Regions from separate parts of the Homo sapiens genome. Here region 1 is linked to region 2. Evidence: chromatin contacts called from ENCODE Hi-C data. All regions are on one chromosome and are shown on one strand. The core of a region is the stretch at or near the end of the contact, and the rest is flanking DNA. Distances in the headings are between cores, read along the strand shown. Region 1 overlaps CSMD2 (CUB and Sushi multiple domains 2). Region 2 overlaps CSMD2 (CUB and Sushi multiple domains 2).

Region 1 (4,824 bases), core at 1,542-4,041, 220 kb before region 2:
ACGCCATTCTCCTGCCTCAGCCTCCTGAGTACCTGGGACTACAGGCGCCCGCCACCATGCCCGGCTAATTTTTTGTATTTTTAGTAGAGATGGGGTTTCACGGTGTTAGCCAGGATGGTCTCGATCTCCTGACCTCGTGATCTGCCTGCCTTGGCCTCCCAAAGTGCTGGGATTACAGGCATGAGCGACTGTGCCCAGCCCAGAGCTTGAGTTTCAAGTCAGTGACAAGTAAGAAAAAAAAGATAAACCACTATATATAGCCTCATAGACCTCTGACTCAGATCCCTCTTGGCATGGCATTCAAATCAATCACTGAGGCCCAATTCCTTTCTTGGCATGAGGTCTTTGGCATGTTAGGGTACCCACGTAACATATTGCCCAAACTGGTTTTGAGAATGAAAGATGGCACTATGGATAATTACCTAGAACAAAAGATGTAAACTGGGATTGTCCCAAGCAAATAGGGATATATTGTCACCCTACTCATGGTAGCAGCTATTCATGAAACTAGCTTTTGCTTCAAGTTCCTCATTCACAACTCAATCCCCTCTGGAACTGGAATCCTAAACTGAAGCTCATTGGTAGGGGTCTGATGATTGCTAAGTTCTTGCCCTCTATGGCTGGACCCTGTTACCTGTATCCCATAGAGGTTGGCTAGGTTCTTGGTATAAATTACATGACTGTTCATCAGCATAACCTTTGGAAATTACCCACTGCCTGGAATTACCCTGTGGCCATGACTGATTCTTGCCACACCTCTGGAATAATGCATTGTCCCCACCAAACCATTCCAGGTGCTTACCCCGGCCTTTAGGCCCTCTTCATTGAGATGTTTAGAGGTCTTTCCCAAGGCCAGGCTCTGCACTGGGATTTTCATGCATTCCTCAGTGGCTGGCTGAGGAACTCATATCCCCAGCTCACAGGAAAGATTCTGATACCTTATGGAACAAAGCACAAAAAAGGCCTCCTGCCCTATGCTACTGGGAAGTAGCTGAGTCCACACTCTTGGGGCTCAGCTTTTACCTTGAAAACAGACCATAAGTTCTTTGGAAAATATACGTAGCCAGACCAAGCCACCATGCCAAAGTTGGAGCAAATATGAATCCTTCTAAAAATTGGGGGTTTGCATGTATTTTTCACTTATTAGCTGTACGCATTTGGGAGGAAGGAAGAGGGCAGGTACTTTACATCATTGAGTCTTTCCCCTCATATATAAAAATGGGATTAATAACTTCTAAATTACAGCTTTGTTGTGAAGACTCAACGCAATGAAGTTTGTGAAGGCATGGAACACAGCACTGTGCTGGGCTCAGGGAAGGTATACATTCAATTTTGGCTGAATTTGAAACAAGAGGGACATCCCCACTCTGCTGCTGATGGCTGTCTCCACGCATGCTTCTGCTTGGTGTATCTCCTAGTCTTAATCAGCCTACTAAGGCAGCAAAAGTGGTGTCTCCCCACTTCTCCCTTACCACACCCTCAATCCAGCAAGACCCCAGGCCAAAAGGTTTGCTCTTTGATCCTCAGTCCCTCCTCTCCTCAAGGAATGAACAGGTAACTCCAAGTCCAGAAGATTCTGACAAAACTCCCCATTTGCAGGAATGACTGACTGCTCGACTGCCAACTGTGACCTGGTGAGGCACCTTCTGTGAGCAGATCTGTGGGCAGATAACCTTAGAAAGGAGAGGCACTGTCAGCTGCATGGGGGTACCTGGTACTGAACAGCCCTTCACTTGAGTGTTGGATATTCTGTCAGTCTTGAGTCTCACTGTGAGATTCTGAGGAACTGTGACATGTTGGGGAACAGATGGAAGTCCTGATGACCCAGTCTTTCCATGTCCCAAGCAAAGGCTACTCAAAAGTGCTTCTCTCCTGTGAGATCCCACAGCTGCCTGCACCCAGCCCCCAGGATCCTATGAGTGATACTCGTAGCGTCCTATTCTTCCTACATGGGCAGATCCCAGATGGTCTCTATGCCCAGCTAAGGTTAGCTTCAGCTGCTCTTATTAATCTGGTCAGCCAGACACAGGTATTAGCTAGGAAAAAAGTATCTTGGCATGATGTAATCCAAGAGCTCAAGCCTTCCCATTAGCCCAGAGGAATTCAAGGAAGGGTGTGGATCACATCTTCAACAACTCAGGGGATGTTCTCAGGACTGTAGGCCCAGGTCCCTGGGTCTTTGAGGCACTCAGGGCCTGTCCTCTTCACTTGAGCCCCTGAGCTCTGTTAGAGAGCTCCATCATGCATTCTAAGCCTGTTCGTCAGAGCATCCTCACTCAAGGAGTCTAGAACTGCCATGGTCCATTCATGCCTCAGACCACCACCCACTGAAGACTGGAAAACAATACATGCTGATTGTTCTCCATGACACAAGGAAGTACATTTGGATTTTCTTCCAGGGGAAACACGATAATCCAAGGGAGTTTACAGGTAGCCTGGGGGAGCTCCCTGCAAGACCATGGGGGAGTCTGATCTAAGTCCCAGAGCAAGATGAGAGTTGATCAGGTAGCCTAGGGCCAGGAGCCTTTTCTCTGAACCCACCTCCCCTGAGTCACCCAAAAGATTGCTCTTGTACATAAGGCCTAGAGGAAGGGCCAATCAACACAAGAGGGGGTAACCCAAGGCCCTCTTAGAAAGCCAAGCCCTAGAAAAGGTATGTAGTGCCTTCCCCGAGGACCACAGAGTCTGAGGACACCCACATCACTGAGGGCTGATAGTAATGCACATATGTTCAAGTAAGATGACAAATTCACCAAGAGGCTCAAAGAACAGGGTTGGGGTATTGATAGAACTTCAAGCTCCAGCTTTTGAGCCAGCAGCTGTGAAAACAGACCCTGGCTGGGGAAACTCTGTTGGCCTCCACAGCTCTCTGAGTCAGGCATGGCAGAGCACAGTGGAGAATGCATACACACAACTTTGGATATTTTACAGAGAAAACAGAGCCTGTTGGCTTGATCCCAAAGGTGAAAGCTGAAATGAGAATGACAGAGATACCTCATTCCCCTATAAGTAGAGGTCACAGCCCAGGATTAGACTCCTAAAGCTTGACCAGTTTTCCCAGTTCCTCTTCCACGCAGGTAGCTGTGGTCCTAATATACCTTGGACCAGGACTCTTAGCTGGAATAAGGCCTTTGAACTGGGCCTTGGATTAAACTGTGTTCACAGTTTGGTTTTGGACAGATTCCTGGGTTGGATTGGACTGAAATTTTTGCCTGTGCTACAATCTTCCAAGAAGACTTCTGAAAATCTGCCAGTTGGAATGAATTTTTCTTCCTCTACATTCTGGTAGCACTTTGTGACCACATCTATGTGCAATAATTCAGAGACTGCTTTAAAATAAAAGCACATGCTTATCTTACTCACTAGACTATGAGCTCTTGGAGGGCAAGAACCATGTTTGAATCATCTTCATCACTTGCCCGGTGCTGAGTGTAATGGCCAGTACATAGTACCCACTCCCTTCCACATTTTGCTGCATTTAAATTAAATGAAAAACATCAAGTTGTAATGTGGGAGTACTGGACCATGCATCTCACTCCTTGATGGGATACCAACATGGAGGTCAACATCCCACGGACCCTGGGAGACTACAATCATCCTAATAACTGAGTTATGGCAGCTCAGCCTGGCCAACTTAATAGCAACAGCATATGAACACAACGTATCACCACATGTATCACAACCCCATGTATCTTGGCATGACACAAGTATTAGCTAGGAAAAAAGTCTCTTGGCATGATGTAATCCAAGAGCTCAAGCCTTCCCATTAGCCCAGAGGAATTCAAGAAAGGAATTCAAGAGACAAATTCAAGGGACCAAACCTCACAGAACTGACACAAAACTTTCCCCAAGCAACTGGCATACAGTATGTGTTCCATACTAGTTGTTCAGAAATATGACCTAATGTCTAGATCATCTAGGAGTTTTTTAGAACTACAATTCCTAGGCCCCATTTTGGACCTACTGAATTGGAATTTTGGGGGACAAGGCCAAGAATTTTGTATTTTAAAAGGCCTATGAGTGATTCTAATGGTTAGCTGGGTTTGGGTCTACTTTAGACCACGCAGGGCCACCAAAGACACTTCCTTCTCCTATAAAGTACCTGACTGTTTAGGCATAAAGGAAACAAGTGATGTATGTGACTCACACTGGCCTGGCAGGGAAAGTGTTGACTAATTCCTTGGACATCCTGATAGGAAATGCTGGGAGCCTCCTTCGTGAGCCATCCCTTCAGTCTGCCTGATTTCACCCTGGCCAGGTACACTGAAGAGCTGGATCCCACGGGCTTGGTTCTTACAGCCAGATTCTAAGCCAAGCCCAGCTAAGCATGATGGTACTTTGGGAAGTTCTAGTCCTACAAACTGTTGGGGTGAGATGTGTGTGGCTGCACAGAGCCAGTAACTGGTGGGCTTGTGAGAAGCCCAGCATACATATAGGCCCACTCAGTTTTAGGATCTCCCTCTCCTGCTAACCCTTCTTCAATATGTATGCCCCAGTCCAAGGACTGGGCTTCTATTCTGGTTCATGGTTTCCTCTCTAGTCTCTGCTGTGAGACTGAAGTCTCTTTTTGGAGACTGAAGCCTTTGGATGGGTCAAGGATATACTTTGCCGGGATACACCCTATTCCCTTGGGTGAGGACATGAGTCAATCCAGAATCTTCCTTCCCCCATAAAGTATCTGCCTATTTGAAAACAAAGGTAACAGGCAATGATATGACCCATACTGGCCTGGTAGGACAAGAATTGACTCCACCTCCTTGTACATTCTGAGAGGCAACACCAGCAGCCTCCTTTGTGACCCATTCCTTCATCCAGGGTCAGCTC
Region 2 (4,951 bases), core at 1,348-3,847:
CCTGACCAACATGGTGAAACCCTGTCTCTACTAAAAATACAAAAAATTAGCTAGGCGTGGTGGCGCATGCCTGTAGTCCCAGCTACTCGGGAGGCTGAGGCAGGAGAATGGCGTGAACCCTGGAGGCGGAGCTTGCAGGGAGCCGAGATCGCGCCACTGCACTCCAGCCTGGGTGACAGAGCGAGACTCTGTCTCCCCCCACCAAAAAAAAAAAAGGACAAAATGGACATAGCTTGGGCCTTCCCTTACTCCTGAGTCAGAATCTCATGGAGGAAGCCAGGGAATCTGCATTTTGACAAGCTCCTCAGTGATCCTGATTTAGACTAAGGCAGTGCTTCTTCAACAGTGTAGAGATCACTTGTGGATCTTGAAAGTGCAACAGGTTCTATTTCACTCGGTGTGGGGTGGGGGCTGAGTTCTGCATTTCTAACAAGCTCTCAGGGGGTGCCCATGCAGCTGCTTCTCAGATCACACTCAAAGCAGCAAGACACTCAAGTGTGAAGCTCTGGTTTCCAAACTTGCTTTTTAAGAAAACAAATCCCTCCCAAAAGAAATCTTGGTCTGGGTGCAGTGGCTCACGCCTGCGCTTTGGGAGGTGGAGGAAGAAGGATTGCAGGAGTTCCAGACCAGCCTGGGCAACATAGCGAGACTCTGTCTTTACAAAAAGTAAAAACATTACCCAGATACGGTGGCATGCATCTTTAGTCCCAACTACTCGGGAGGTTGAGGTGAGAGGATCCCTTGGGTCCAGAAGTTGAAGGCTGCAGTGAGCTGAGATTTTTCCACTGCATTCAAGCTTGGGTGACAGAGTGAGACCCTGTCAAAAGAAAAAGGAAAGGAAAGGGAAAGGGAGAAGGGAGGGAGGGAAGGAGGGAAGGAGGAAGGAAGGAAGGAAGGAAGGAAGGCAGGCAGGCAGGCAGGCAGGCAGGAAGGAAGGAAGGAAATCTCACACAGAACCCCAGAACCCCAGTGTATAAAAGAGGTGATGTTAATATAAAAGTATTGCACAAATGGGTAATGATTGCTTATTATAAAACCTCTCAAAGAAAACAAGGCAGCTTTGATGAAGGCAGACGTGTGGCGTTAACGGTTCCCATTGCTATCGTACATGGACCTCAGAATCCATCATATTCAAGCCAAGTGTGTGCAGTAACGCAATGCCACAGCTTCAAGGCTTCACCAGCAGGTCGATGGAGGGGAAGCTGTCCTGGAGGGATGGAGCCCTGGGCTGTCTCCCTTTCACTATGGAGACTCAAAACTCAGGACTTAGCCTTCCTTCCCCATCCACCCCACCCCTCCCTGGGAAGTAGTCACAGCTAAATTTAGCTGGGAGCTAGGCTTTCTAGGGGAGGCGAGAGTGAGAGGGAAACTGTGAGGAACAATGCCAGGCACACTAATTAGTGGTTTGGCAGCTGGGGAGGACAGGAGGGACTGCGGTGGGCCAGGCCCTGAGGCTGCCCAGGCTCCTCTGGAGGAAGGCAGGACGTAGCCACGTCTGCAGGGCTTGGCAGAGAGGTGGAAGTGGTCCATCTGTTGGGAAGGCATGGGGCTGGCTTGGAGGGTGCTTGTAGGAAAGATCAAGCCAGTGGAGTCGAAACGTACCCGAGTGTGAATCCTGGTGCTGCCACTTGCTCACTGTGTGTCTCTAGGTAAGTTGTTTAACCTCTCTTGGCTTTGGATAAAAAAGGGACACTCAATACTTTAAGGAGGTTAAGTAGGATAATGTATGTGAAAGTCCCTGCTCCCCAGTAGATCTTGTGCCTTTGTTTTCCCTGGCTGGAGGTCAAGGTCCTTGGTGCACTGCCAAGCTTAGTCCTGCTGGTACAAACCTGTGCTCCCTTTCAAGCCTCCAGTCTATAGAGCGGAGGCCTGGAATCTCTTTGATCGCCCCACCCTTAGAGGAATGCATGGGGCCTCAGTCCACTCGCAGGCTGCCAGGGCACAGCGACTCATGTTCTGGTGGAAGGAGCAGTCACTCTCTGCTCTGAGCTGTTTCCCTTGTCCAACCCCTGAGCATCAGTTAGCACCCTGGATGGAGATGCTCCATTAATAAGTCTGACTGCCCCAACCCAGGGAGCTCCTTGAGGGCAGAGGTGGCACCTCATTCACCTTGGCACCACCCCAGTCCAGCCCAATGCCTGCCGCAGAGCTGGCAGCAGCCAGGATTACTAGAATGACAGCAGCCAGTTCCTTTCCTCTTTACATATTTATGCCCAATAATCCCTTCACCTTGAAGCTTTCCACTCAGCTCCGGCTTCTGGGGATACAAGGCTCAGGCCCTTGCAGCAACACCCTCCTACCTCTACTCTCTCAATCCATGTCTTTCTGTACCTCTCCAGCGCTGCTGAAAGCTTGCCTTCTGCAGGAAATCCTCCCTCCTTGGGTAGGCAGGGGAAGGGAAGGGAAGCTAACACGTAACATCCTTGGCATAGCAAGGAGTCCTCACATTGCCCCTAGAAGGGATGTATCCTTGCCATGCCCATTTTACAGCTGAAGAAACTGAGGCTCAGAGAAGCATGAAATCTTGTGACAGAGCGAGTAGGTAGAGCCAGGCATCCAGCCTGGGCCTGCTTGTTCTCAGTGCCCTCCCCAGAGCTGGCTGCCTTCATGCTTCCCTGCCAGGCCATGACTCAGACTGTTCCCTAATCCCAGTTCCTCTCAGAACTTCTGGCCTCTGTCTGTGCTGTATTTGCTAATAGCTTAAAGTCCTTCCAAGTCTGCTCTCCTGGCTTCAACCCCAAGCTGCCACAGTCTCTCAGACAGGGCTCCTGACTAGCTTCTCTTCTCCAAATGGGACACCTGGAGCGTAACTCAGGGCACTGGGCATGAAGGTAAACAGACCTCTGTCAGCATGGACTCCAGGGCTCCTTTCCTCCTCTGTTCTGGGACCAAGGCACGGACATGCAGCCCCTGATTGCAATGTGGCACAGTAGGTGCAAGCATCTGGAGGAGGTGAGAAAGGCAGCATCCTTCTCGTGTGTGTGTGTAAGGCTTGCAGGAGGGGCTGCAGGGTCTGCTGGCTCCAGGTTGCAGGTAGAAGATACTAGCCATGGCCGATGGCACAGCAGGGATGGGGGCTTAGCCAGGCATTGGAACCCCTCTGCCCAGAGGGGCTAAGTTCATCAAGTAGCCAATGAATGCACAGACCTTTATCCCCCAGTAGAAGACAGCCTTGAATGGTAGACTCTGGAGACACACAGGCCTGCATTCAAGTCCTTGTTCTTCCACTACCTAATTCCATAACCTTGGACAATTCCCTTATCTATAAAACAAGTAATGATACCCCCTATGCTATAGGTATGTTAAAGGATATTAGGATCAACTAACATTTACCAATCACATGGTATTACACTATTCTATGTGCTATACACATACCAGATAATTTAATCCGCATAATACCCCAGAAGGTAAATTTATTACTATCAACATTTAGCAGAGGAATATAGAGTTGAGTTGACTTGCCCAAGGTCACCCTGCTCGCAAGTGCTACTGCTAAAGTTTTAACCCAGGGAGTTGGGCATCAGAACTCAATGTCCTAACCAGTATATTAAACATTTAGTAGCACGCCAGGCAAAAGTCTGACACAGAGCAAGTATTTGTTTAGATACCTCCCAGGAGCATCTCTTCCATCTCTGCTGTCAATTATAATTCCTCTGTGGATAAATTGCAAGGCTTGACCTCCCACCCAGATCTCCTTCATGAGCTTCAGACCTTCAAGTGAAATTAAGTCCTAGACATTTCTACCAGGAGCACCTCACCCTTGCCGTGCCTCCAAACAGACTCTTCATCACTTTACCCATGCACTCACCTATTCCAGACCTGCTCTTCCTCCTGTGTCCCCTAAAATCAGTAGCACCACCATGCCCCTGTGTTCAAGTTAGAAACCTGGATCATCCAACATTCTTTCTCCCAGCCCCCACATCTCCACTGCTTTAATTCACACCTGCATCATATCTCACCCGACCTATTGCAACAGTCTCCTAGGATAAACTCTCCTTGTCTCCCATTCCTCACTCCCCCAAATCCAGTAGCTTTAGCCATTCATGGAGCTCTCCTGTCTGCAGAGCAAACACTTCATGTACCAAGTGCATTTAAGACTTTTCTTGAGCTGGCTCCTGCTGAAGCCGTAACTCAGGTCCATTCATTTGTTCATCTCTGTCTCCCCAGAGTCTAGCGCAGTGCCAAGCACACTTACTGGGCTTAATACATACCTTTTAATTAAAGAAATGAATGAAGGAGTGAAATCTGCGAAAGTCACTCCCTGCTGTCAGATGCAGCTTTGTGAGCAGTGGCTGGAGTAGCCAGGACATGGAGGAGACCCGAGTGACATGTGATGGCACATGAGCTCTGCAGAGGGCCCTTGTCACAACTGTAGACCCCTAAGGGAGTGTCTGAGAAGCTGGGCTGGGAATGGGAGGCTCTGGCAATCAGTCTGTCCCCTTAACAGCCCATCTGCAGAGAGCCAGGCCCTCACATCCCCCACCCTGCAGGTCTCTGCTCAAACGCTGTCTTCTTAGAAATGTTGCCCTCTCTGTTTCATTCTGGAATGTCCTGCCACTCTCTGTTTCCTAACCCTATTTTAGTTATCTTTCTAGGGCCAGGTCTACTATTATTATTTTGGGTTAAGTTGTTGTCTCCTGTGGCTAAGCCACGGTCTCCATGAGAGCAGGGACTTGTTCCACTTTATTCAGGACTGATGCCCAGCAATTAAAACAACACCTGACATGTCACAGAAACTCAACAAATACTTGTTGATGGAAAAAAAAAATACTAAGACAAGGAGGGGATGCTGATAGGGAATCAATCATGTTGTATCGGCATCTTATTCAAAATACGATCTGCTAATAGCCTTTTCAACCAATGATGCTAGAACAACTGAATATTCACACAGGGAAAAAATGAACCTCAACTCTCACTTCACCCCATACACAAATATTAACACAAAAGGAAT

What was found. Hi-C counts contacts between places; a loop is a spot of excess contacts on that map. Pooled maps may share reads with other maps.
Region 1: a loop to region 2 is called in a map of ascending aorta, with 2.4 times the contacts of the local background. The contact joins two enhancer-like sites. A Hi-C loop is called at or near these places in 6 of 168 maps with a recorded cell type or tissue (Right ventricle myocardium inferior, aorta, ascending aorta and 2 more) and 3 of 50 pooled maps.

Annotation. Positions count from the first base shown.
Region 1 is chr1:33,759,425-33,764,248 of GRCh38, forward strand. All of the region lies in intron 13 of CSMD2 (CUB and Sushi multiple domains 2), which reads right to left. Among named protein-coding and RNA genes, the nearest start is that of HMGB4, 100 kb to the right of the region's middle. Within about 2 kb of position 2,792, at least 3 of the 41 ENCODE cell types and tissues checked have a DNase peak (open chromatin) inside an H3K27ac peak, as active enhancers do; they include ascending aorta, where a contact is called at or near this core.
Region 2 is chr1:33,983,959-33,988,909 of GRCh38, forward strand. The region is part of intron 3 of CSMD2 (CUB and Sushi multiple domains 2); the gene reads right to left. Among named protein-coding and RNA genes, the nearest start is that of CSMD2-AS1, 120 kb to the left of the region's middle. Within about 2 kb of position 2,598, at least 3 of the 41 ENCODE cell types and tissues checked have a DNase peak (open chromatin) inside an H3K27ac peak, as active enhancers do; they include ascending aorta, where a contact is called at or near this core.